Linked DNA regions of Homo sapiens: region 1 is linked to region 2. Evidence: chromatin loops called from intact Hi-C (ENCODE). Cell type or tissue: gastrocnemius medialis. All regions are shown on one strand. Each heading gives the region's core, and the rest is flanking DNA. Links, peaks and the distances in the headings are about the cores only. Region 1 has its middle 76 kb from the start of FAM174B. Region 2 overlaps LOC101927025 (a long non-coding RNA gene).

Region 1 (5,374 bases), core at 137-5,136, 390 kb after region 2:
AGCTTATTTTCTTTCATGATAAACTTTTAAATATGACTATTAAATCAGGATAATACAGAAAAGTAGAAGGCAGAAAACTCAATGCTTGTCATCCATTTGTCAGGGACAACACTTCGGTGCCTCTTGTCCAGTATTTACAAGACAATCATTTTTTTCGCAGTCATGTGGTGTAATGTTCAAGAGTTTATAGGAACATATTTTTTTGCTCAGTATATAAAACTTGGGAAATACAGGGAATGTAAATTCTCTAGCTTCCTTCAACCCAGAGAGAGCTCTGCTTACGTTCGTGAGGCGGCCGGGGCAGCCAAGGGCGGTGGTTAAAAGGGTGTATTTAAAGTCAGACAACCCTGAGGGACCATGGGAAAACTTCTCAAATCTCTCCTTAAGTCTCAGCTTTCTCATTTTTTAATGGCTTCTGTCTTTTCTTTTAAAGTGAGGTGAAGGAGAGCGGCGGCGGCGGCGCGGGTCGGCAGCGGGAGGGCGCGCGGCGGGGCGGAGGCGGAGGCGGAGTCGGCGCCGAGAACATGGCCGGAGGCAAAGCTGGAAAGGACAGTGGGAAGGCCAAGGCTAAGGCAGTATCTCGCTCACAGAGAGCTGGGCTACAGTTTCCTGTGGGCCGCATCCACAGACACTTGAAGACTCGCACCACAAGCCATGGAAGGGTGGGTGCCACTGCTGCCGTGCACAGGGCTGCGATTCCGGGGTACCTCACTGCAGAGGTGCTGGAGCTGGCAGGTAATGCTTCTAAGGGTCTCAAAGCAAAGCGTATCACTCCGCGTCACTGGCAGCTTGCAGTCCGTGGTGATGAAGAGTTGGATTCTCTTATCAAGGCTACCACAGCTGGGGGTGGCGTGATCCCCTCACATCCACAAATCTCTGACTGGAAAGAAGGGACAGCGGAAAACTGCTTAGAGGGATGCTTTAACCAACCCTCTTCCTCCCCGTCATTGTACTGGAACTGGGACAGAAGAAATAATGGGGATATGTGGAATTTTTAACAACAGTTAAATGGAAAAGCATAGACAATTACTGTAGACATGATAAAAGAAACATTTGTACGTTCTTAGACTCGAAGTTTGATAAAAGTACCTTTTCATGTGGTGAAAAAAAAATAAAGTGAGGTGAAATTCAGATAACATATAATTAGCTCCTTTAAAGAGTAGAATTCAGTGGCAGCTAGAGTATTTGTAATATTGTGCAAACAGCACCCTCTAACAATTTTTCAACACCCCAAAAGAAACACCTCATAAGCATTAAGTAATCACTCCCACTTCCCCTTTCTCCCATCCTCTAGTAATTACTAATCTGCTTTCTGTGCCTATGGATTTGCTCACTCTGGAAGTATCATAAAAGGAATCATATAATATGTGAGCTTTTATGCCTGGCTTCTTTTACTCAGCATAATGTTTTCAAGGTTCATTTGTGCTGTAGTATATATCAGTTATTAGATCCTTTTTTTTTTTTTTTGAGACAGAGTTTCACTCTTGTCCCCCAGCTTGGAGTGCAATGGCACGATCTCAGCTCACTGCAACCTCCGCCTCTGGGGTGCAAGCGATTCTTGTGCCTCGGCCTCCTGAGTAGCTGGGATTACAGGCACGTGCCACCACGCCTGGCTAATTTTTGTATTTTTAGTAGAGACAGTGTTTCACCGTGTTGGCCAGGCTGGTCTCGAACTCCTGACCTCAAGTGATCCGCTTTCCTCAGCCTCCCAAAGTGCTAGGACTACAGGTGTGAGCCATCTCTCCCAGCCAGATCATTTTTCTCATAGCTGAATAATAGTCCATTGTGCAGATATACCACAATTTGTCTATCTATTCATCTACTGATGGACATTTGGGTTGTGGTTGTTTGGCTCATGTTTTTTGTGTTCCATTTAAGAAATTCCTGGCTAACACAAAGTCACAAAGATTTTCTATATTTTCTTGAAGAAGTTTTCTACTTTGAACTCTTAAGGTTTATAATCAGTTTCTAGTTCAATTTTATGTGTAGTGTGAGATAAATGTGAGATGCTCTTTGCAGCAACATGGCTACAGCTGGAGGATATTATTGAGGTGTTGAGGTTCATTATCATTTTTTTTTTTAACTTTTAGGTTCAGGGGTACATGTGCAGGTTTGTTTTGTAGGTAAATTGTGTGTCACAGGGAAGGTTCATTATTTTATTTTATTTTTATTTATTTATTTTTGAGACAGAGTTTTGCTCTTGTTGCCCAGGCTAATTTTGTATTTTTAGTAGAGACAGGGTTTCTCCATGTTTGTCAGGCTGGTCTTGAACTCCCAACTTCAGGTCGTCTGCCCACCTCGGCCTCCCAAAGTGCTGGGATTACAGGTGTGAGCCACTGTGCCCGGTCTCATTATTTTATTTATTAATTTTTTTGAGACGAAGTTTTGCTCTTGTTGCCCAGGCTGGAGTGCAGAGTGGTGCGATCTCGGCTCACTGCAACCTCCGCCTCCAGGTTCAAGTGATTCTCCTGCCTCAGCCTCCTGAGTAGCTGAGATTACAGACATGCACCACCACGCCTAGCTAATTTTTGTATTTTTAGTAGAGACGGGGTTTCACCATGTTGGCCAGACTGATCTCGAACTCCTGAACTCAGGTGATCCACCCACCTCGGCCTCCCAACGGGCTGGGATTACAGGTGTGAGCCAGTGCACCTGGCCTGGGTTCATCATTTTTTCATGCAGATAACCAATTATTTCAGGACCATTAGTTGGACTGTTTAAAAAAATTTTTTTCAACTTTTATTTTAGTTTCAGGGGGTACAGGTGCAGGTTTGTTACATGGGTACATTGCATGTCACTGAAGTTTGGTGTACAAATGATCTTGTCACCCAGGTAGTGAGCATAGTACTCAATAAGGAGTTTTTCAACACTCTTCCTCCTTCCACCCTCCCCCTTCTAGTAGCCCTGGTGTGTATTGTTCCCTTCTTCATCTCCACATGTACTAAATGTTTAGTTCTCACTTAGAAGTGAGAACATGTGGTATTTGGTTTTCTGTTCCGGTGCTAATTTGCTTAGGATAATGTCCTCCAGCTGCATCCATGTTGCTGAAAGGACATGATTTTACTCCTTTTTATGGCTGCATAGGATTCTATGTTGTGTATGTATCATATTTTCTTTTTTCTTTTTTTTTTTTGAGATGGAGTTTCGCTCTTGTTGCCCAGGCTGAAGTGCAATGGCGCGATCCAGGCTCACTGCAACCTCTTCTTCCTGGATTCAAGCGATTCTCCTGTCTCAGCCTCCCACGCAGCTGGGATTACAGGCATGCACCATGACGCCTGGCTAATTTTTTGTATTTTTAGTAGAGACGGGGTTTCTCCATGTTGGTCAGGCTGGTCTTGAACTCCTGACCTCAGGTGATCTGCCTGCCTCGGCCTCCCAAAGTGGCAAGATTATAGGTGTGAGCCACCGCACCTGGCTACCACATTTTCTTTATCCAGTCCACTGCTGATAGACATCTAGGTTGATTCCATGTCTTTGCTATTGTGAATAGTGCTGTGATGAACATCTGAGTGCATGTCTTTTTGTAGAGCAATTTATTTTCTTTTAGATATATACCCAGTAATGGGATTGCTGGGTCAAATGGCAGTTCCACTTTAAGTTCTTTGAGAAATCTCCAAACGATTTCCACAGTGGCTGAACTAATTTACATTCCCACCAACAGTGTAAAAGTGTTCACTTTCTCTGCAGCCTCATCAGCATCTGTTGTTTTGTAACAATGGGCATTATGACTGGTGTGAGATGGTATTTCATTGTGGTTTTGATTTGCATTTCTCTGATAATTAGTGATGTGGAACATTTTTTCATACGTTTCTTGGCCACTTGTATATCTTTTTTTGAGAAGGGTCTGTTCATGTCTTTTGCCCATTTTTATATTTATTTATTTATTTATTATTTATGTATTTATTTATTTTTGAGACGGAGTTTCACTCTGTCAGGCAGGCTGGAGTGAAGTGGTGCGATCTTGGCTCACTGCAACCTCTGCCTCCCCAGTTCAAGCAATTCTTCTGCCTCAGCCTCCCAAGTTGCTGGGATTATAGGTGCCTGCCACCATGCCTGGCTTCTTTTGCCCTTTTTTTTTTTGAGACCAAGTTTTGCTCTTGTTGCCCAGGCTGGAGTGCAAAGGTGTGATCTCGGCTCACTGCAACCTCCGGCTCCTGGGTTCAAGCAATTCTCCTGTCTCAGCCTCCCGACTAGCTGAGATTACAGGCATGCTCCAGCACGCCCGACTAATTCTGTATTTTTAGTAGAGATGGGGTTTCTCCATGTTGGTCAGGCTGGTCTTGAACTCCTGACCTCAGGTGATCCACCAGCCTTGGCCTCCCGAAGCGCTGGGATTACAGGTGTGAGCCACTGTGCCTGGCCTCTTTTGCCCATTTTAAATTTTGATTATTATTATTTTTGAGACAGAGTTTCGCTCTTGTTGCCCAGGTTGGAGTGCAATGGCGCAATCTTGGCTCACCACAACCTCCGCCTCCCAGGTTCAAGCGATTCTCCTACTTCAGCCTCCTGAGTAGCTGGGATTTCAGGCATGCGCCACCATGCCTGGCTAATTTTTTGTATTTTTAGTAGAGATGAGTTTTCTCCATGTTGGTCAGGCTGGTCTTGAACTCCCAACTTCCAGTGATCTGCTTGCCTCGGCCTCCCAAAGTGCTAGGATTACAGGCGTGAAGCACCATGCCTGCCCCCTTTTGCCCATTTTTAAATGGTGTTACTTGTTTTTCACTTGTTCAATAGTTTAAGTTCCTTATAGATTCTGGATATAAACCTTTGTCAGCTGCATAGTTTGTGAATTTTTTCCTCCATTCTGTAGGTTGTCTGTTCACTCTGTTGACAGTTTCTTCTGCTATGCAGATGCTCTTCAGTTTAATTAGATCCCACTTGTCAATATTTGTTTCTGTTGCAATTGCTTTTGAGGACTTAGTCATAATTTCTTTCCCAAGGCTGATGTCCAGAATGGTGTTTCCTGGGTTTTCTTCTAGGAGTCTTTGTTGGACGTCTTACGTTTAAATCTTTAATGCATCTAGCATATGGTGAAAGGTTGAGGTCTAGTTTCATTCTACTGCATATGAGTGGCCAGCTATCTCAGCACCATTTAGTGATATATGTCTATACTTTTTCCAATACTACTGTCTTGATTACTGTAGCTTTCGCATAAATCTTGAAATTAGTGTAAGTCTTCTAATTTTGTTGATCCTTTAAAAAATTGTTTTGGCTATTATAGGTCATTTGCATATATATATATTTTTTGAGACAGAGTTTTTGCTCTTGTCCCCCAGGCTGGAGTGCAATGGTGCCATCTCGGCTCACCACAACCTCTGCCTCCCAGGTTCAAGCGATTCTCCTGCCCTAGCCTCCCGAGTAGCTGGGATTACAG
Region 2 (5,374 bases), core at 213-5,212:
CCCTAGGAACTTTCTCCCACTGCAGCTCATTGGATGTGCTTCTACAGCCTAGTCAGGACAAAACATTTGCTGGACACCAATTATGTGCCCAACACTGAGCCCTTTTCTCTTAATATTAATGATCTCAATTCTGATGAAATACGAAGTAAGGGATAGAACAAGCTCTAGGTAAACACAAAGTACATTAAATATGTGAAACTGTCACATTTATTTCAGACCTTTTTATGTCTGTTTGTTTTTTGAGATGGAGTCTTGCTCTGTCGCCCAGGTTGGAGTGCAATGTTGGCTGGAGTGCAACCTGTGCCTCCCGGGTTCAAGCGATTCTCCCCATCTCAGCCTCCCAAGTATCTGAGATTACAGACACCCGCCATCATGCCCGGCTAATTTTTGTACTTTTGTAGAGATGGGGTTTCGCCATATTGGCCAGGCTGGTCTTGAACTCCTGACCGCAGGTGATCAGTCTGCCTCGGCCTCCCAAAGTACTGGAATTACAGGCATGAGCCACTGCGCCTGGCCCAGGCCTTTTTATGCTTTAAACACAACATTTCAGGTACAAGTAAAGTAACCTCTGAAACTCTCACCAATAGGTAGATCCTTCCTTCTGTGTCTTTAGGCTTTTTGCTACCTAAGTGTTTATTTATAAACAAACAATATTCTGTGTTTTAAAATGTAATAATTCATATCAACTTATGTTTATATTCTGCAGCTCAATGTTTCCATTTGACATTAAGTTTGCCAGAACCGTGGGTATTGTCACATGCAGATCAATAAGCAAGCTCAGTAACGTTGCTAGGATTAGCCCATGAATATGGTTGCAAGGCCTGGAGTCTGTATGATACACACCCTTAAGACTTGAGACTTTGAGGCCTAGAATGTGGTCAGGTGTGTGTCAGTGTTCCATGGGGGCCTGAGAAGTGTGCACCGACTCTGCTGATTGGGTTCTCTACATGTCTATTAGACCAAGCTTGTAAGTGGTACATACTTACTGATTTGCATCTGCTGGTTTCTAGAGAGTTTTTGTTTTTGTTTGTTTGTTTTGAGACAGAGTCTCACTCTGTCACCCAGGCTGGAGTGCAGTGGCGTGATCTCGGCTCACTGTAAGCTCCGCTTCCCCCGGGTTCACGCCATTCTCCTACCTCAGCCTCCCGAGTAGCCGGGACTATAGGTGCGTGCCACCACGCCTGGCTAATTTTCTTTTTTTTTGGTATTTTTTTAGTAGAGATGGGGTTTCACCGTGTTAGCCAGGATGGTCTCGATCTCCTGACCTCGTGATCTGCCCACATCGGCCTCCCAAAGTGCTGGGATTATAGGCGTGAGCCACCGCGCCCAGCCCGAGAGTTGTATTTAAAAATTTAGCAATAAGACTTTACCTGTGTCAATTATTTTGACCATCACCCCTTTTCAAAAACATGTATGACATGAGTCTTTTTTTTTTCTTTTTTGAAACAGAGTCTCCCTCTATCGTCCAGGCTGGAGTGCAGTGGCGTGTTCTTGGCTCACTGCAACCTCCACCTCCTGGCTTCAAGCGATTCTCCTGCTTCAGCCTCCCGCGTAGCGAGATTACAGGTGCCTGCCACCACGCCCAGCTAATTTTTGTATTTTTAGTAGAGACGGGGTTTCACCATGTTGGCCATGGTTGGCCAGACTGGCCTTGAACTCCTGACCTCAGGTGATCTGCCCGCCTCAGCTTCCCAAAGTTCTGGGATTACAGGCATGAGCCACCACACCCGGCCTGATAAGAGTCTTATGGATACAGAAATATGAGGCTCAAAGCTGGGACATGACAGACTTAGGGTTGGAACCTGTCCACTTCCAAAGGCAGTCACTTCTCTTTCTCCTAGAGGTTGGTATGATCTAGCCACCCAGCAAATAGAGGCAACTGGGCCTGTGTTGAAACCCAGATCTATGAGGCTGTGAGGTGAAAATGCTCAACTCCCAAACTATCGTGCAAAATCTAGCAAATAAAACTCTACCCATTCTACCTGGAAGCCAACCTGAGATAGCCATACATTGAGCGGCTCATAAATGTTACCCGAGGCCACCGCATAACATTACCCACCTCCAAGCTCATTTCCGACCTGCTTCCTCCTACATCAGATCCTATCTGGCTCTTGGAGCTCAGTGGCCTCCCTGACTGGCATCCCGCTATCCTCCACTTGTCATTTTAGCTGACCTGATCTTGCCTGCTGACTTTAAACTGGTCCCATGGACTTCCCCCAGCAGTACCAGCTCCCATGTGTGCCTCTACACACATCAGACCCCACGGGCCCCAGGCCCACTGCCCCAGTCCTCAGTGACCCCCTGGCCATCAGATGGCCCGGCAAAGGCAGGTTCCTAAATGAACAACCAAAGCCCATTCCAAAATGTCTTCCCAGCTCTTAAGTCTGATTTTCTGCCTCTTACAACGGAGATGGGAATGGCAGATTCACCACGACACTAACTTAGCTTGGGCCTCAGAGGCCCTCCTTTCCAAAGGCCCCTCCTAAGACGCTGGACTTAATTTTATCTTCTCAAGGAGGATTCAGAAAATCCTAGGAACTTCAGGTCACCCAAAACCTGGGTCCACCCCTGCAGAAGTGACTCTTTCTTGAAGATCTCCTCGTCAAATAGTGAGGTGCTTTGGGGAAGTTCATGGGTTTAATCCCAGGATTAAAGCTTACACGAGAGGAGCAGGCCTTTGCCCGTCTCCTTCCACTTGTGTATCAGGCTCAGAGCCTTCCCCCATGCCACCTGGGAAATGCTGGCCTGGGTCAGCCCTGCTCCGCTGTGGCCTTCAAGCAGAAGGGAAAGCTTCAGCTCCCAGCTCAGCAATGTGCCTGGGCCCCGCCCTGCTCCAGCTGTGTCCACTGGGCTCGTGGGGAAGGGCCAGGACCAAGCCAGATGATCTGACATGATGGAAAGGGAAATTCTCAGCATTCCTTCTGCAGGAGACCTTTGCCAAATGCAGTGCAGTGAGGGGCAGCAGGCTGGGGTTTTCTCAAGCAGCCAAATGCATCTTCAACCCTGGCAGAGTTCAGTGCGGAAAAAACTGGGTCATCTCTAACGAAGTCGAGTTTCAAGGGGAACAGGCATCCGCTGTGGAGCAGGAGGCCGGGAAGGGGAAGACCATGGGGAGGCCAAGGGAGGATACAGAATGGAGTCCTGAATTACTCTCTCAATGCACACAGGCTTCCAGTTTTGGAAAAATGTCTTTATATTCCCAGAAATGACCCAACGGAACAATCAGATTACATTATTTTCTCCAGTCTTCAATGCATAGTGATGGCTCCAGACAGAAGGGGCCAAAATCCTATTTTTAACTCTGTCTTGACTGTCACACTAACCAACCACCAGATGTTCCTCAGCAGGGACCCAAATGTTCATGTTCCTTTCTCCCCACCCACAGGGCGCGCTTGGTGGGGAAACATCAGTCTGGCACTGTGAACTTCCCAAGCCAGCTTCAGCTGCTCAGCTTCCACCAGGGCACTGGAGGGGTCTCTAGAAGGCTGCCAAGAGCCCTCTCTCCCCTACAGCCAGGGGAACACTCTACCAATGACTTCCTAACAGACTCTCTTGGGAGCCTGTGCATTTTAATGACTAGAGGCCTTCCATTATTATCATGTCCTCTTGACAAAGCCAAGTTTTCCTTCAAGACTCAGCTCATTGACTCCTCCACAAAGTCCTGTCCAGCCACCTCCCACCACCTGGAGGCTGAACCAAGCCACTACCCCCACCCCAGCATCTCTGCATGATAGCACTTACGACTGTATAATTGCCTACTTCTTTTCTTTTTTTTCTGAGACGGAGTCTCGCTCTGTCGCCCAGGCTGGAGTGCAGTGGCACGATCTCGGCTCACTGCAAGCTCCGCCTCCCAGGTTCACGCCATTCTCCTGCCTCAGCCTCCTGAGTAGCTGGGACTACAGGCACCCGCCACCACGCCAGGCTAATTTTTTTTTTTTTTTTTTGTATTTTTAGTAGAGACGGAGTTTCACCATGCTAGCCAGGATGGTCTGGATCTCCTGACCTCGTGATCCACCCGCCTCAGCCTCCCAGAGTGCTGGGCTTACAGGTGCCTGCCACCATGCCCGGCTAATTTTTTTTTTTTTTTGTATTTTTAGTAGAGACGGGGTTTCACCATGCTAGCCAGGATGGTCTCGATCTCCTGATCTTGTGATCTGCCCACCTCGGCCTTTTGGGAGGTGCTGGGATTACAGGCGTGAGCCACCACTCCTGGCCTTAATTGCCTACTTCAACTCCATCTTCCTCGATAGTCTCGAGGCATCACATCCCCACCCTCCCCTCCTGTAGCTCCACACCCTAGGGAGTCCGCAGACACCTTTCCCTTACTGCCCATTCAGTCATTATGATTATGAGCCACCAATTGACAAAGAAGCTATGACTTGGAAAGATTGTTTGCCCAAGGTTCCAAAGCTGGTAAGCATCAACACCTAGACAACACCCAGATCTTCTGATTCTGAGTCTGATACACCTTTCATTGTTCAGTGGCTACTGGTAACGAGGCTTTAAGGAGATAAAGATGGGGGGAAGCAATAATATTTTGATAAATGCAGCTCCTCTGCCCCCAAACAGAAGAATTGAATGACAAATTGTGGCCGAAGGCACAAGAAATAAAACAGTCACAAACTAAAAGGCCTACAGAGGCCAGGCAGGGACTGTGATGCCTGAAGCAGGCCAGGTGGTGAGGATGAGCCCTCTGAGAAGGTATGCCCAGATCCGGGCCCAGACTTTATTCAGAACCAACACATTGCTGCCACCAGCAACACGGGCTCATAATTGCTCATTTTATGTTTGTAGTTAGAATTTGGGCTCTGATATGAAATCTTCAACATTTTTAATGATGGCAGGTAATCCACATGTTTAAAGAAACAGTCTGGGGGTTGGGGAATAAAACGCATCTGCAAGCTGAGCACATACAGGCCACCAGTTTGCAACCTCCTCGGACATCAGATCAACCAGTAGCACATTAACCTCACTCAGCTTCCTGGCTGCTGCCTCACTGGGAGGCCTGGGGCTTCAGAGGATTCAGACAGAAAGAGCGGTCCTCAGCAGCGCGGCTGGCCGCTCCAATGTAGCGTCTTGCTCTTCTGCACTTTTATCCTCACAACCTGCAGTGGAATCACTGCATGATTTTCGTCACCCAGGGGGCCATTCTGATCAGTCAGCCTCCGGGGGGGATGACGATTTTTTGGTTTGTGTCTGATTTGGCATTTGCTTTGCTCCTACCAGACTTTCGACCACTTTCTTACAGGATGCCTTTGAGATTCTTCTTTAGGTATCCCCTGAACCTCACACAGTAATTGCACAAGAATGAACACTTCACCAATAGGAAATGGAAGAACAGATTGCCTCCCAAACCTTCAGCCCACTCCCTCCT

The links. Peaks named below come from ENCODE experiments on the same cell type or tissue, not always from the same donor. Only the 100,000 strongest peaks of a DNase experiment are listed, where the experiment ranks them.
Region 1: a loop joins it to region 2, with 11 times the contacts of the local background. A loop is called at or near these places in 1 of 110 quality-filtered maps.

What each region holds. Positions count from the first base shown.
Region 1 is chr15:92,729,346-92,734,719 of GRCh38, reverse strand. It overlaps the pseudogene H2AZ2P1. Among named protein-coding and RNA genes, the nearest start is that of FAM174B, 76 kb to the right of the region's middle. In gastrocnemius medialis, for the core only: no CTCF peak of the experiment used is centred there; no DNase peak of the experiment used is centred there; H3K4me3 peaks cover 996 bases; H3K27ac peaks cover 629 bases.
Region 2 is chr15:93,124,375-93,129,748 of GRCh38, reverse strand. The region is part of intron 3 of LOC101927025 (a long non-coding RNA gene); the gene reads right to left. Among named protein-coding and RNA genes, the nearest start is that of RGMA, 38 kb to the right of the region's middle. In gastrocnemius medialis, for the core only: no CTCF peak of the experiment used is centred there; a DNase peak (open chromatin) is centred at 2,894; H3K27ac peaks cover 1,294 bases.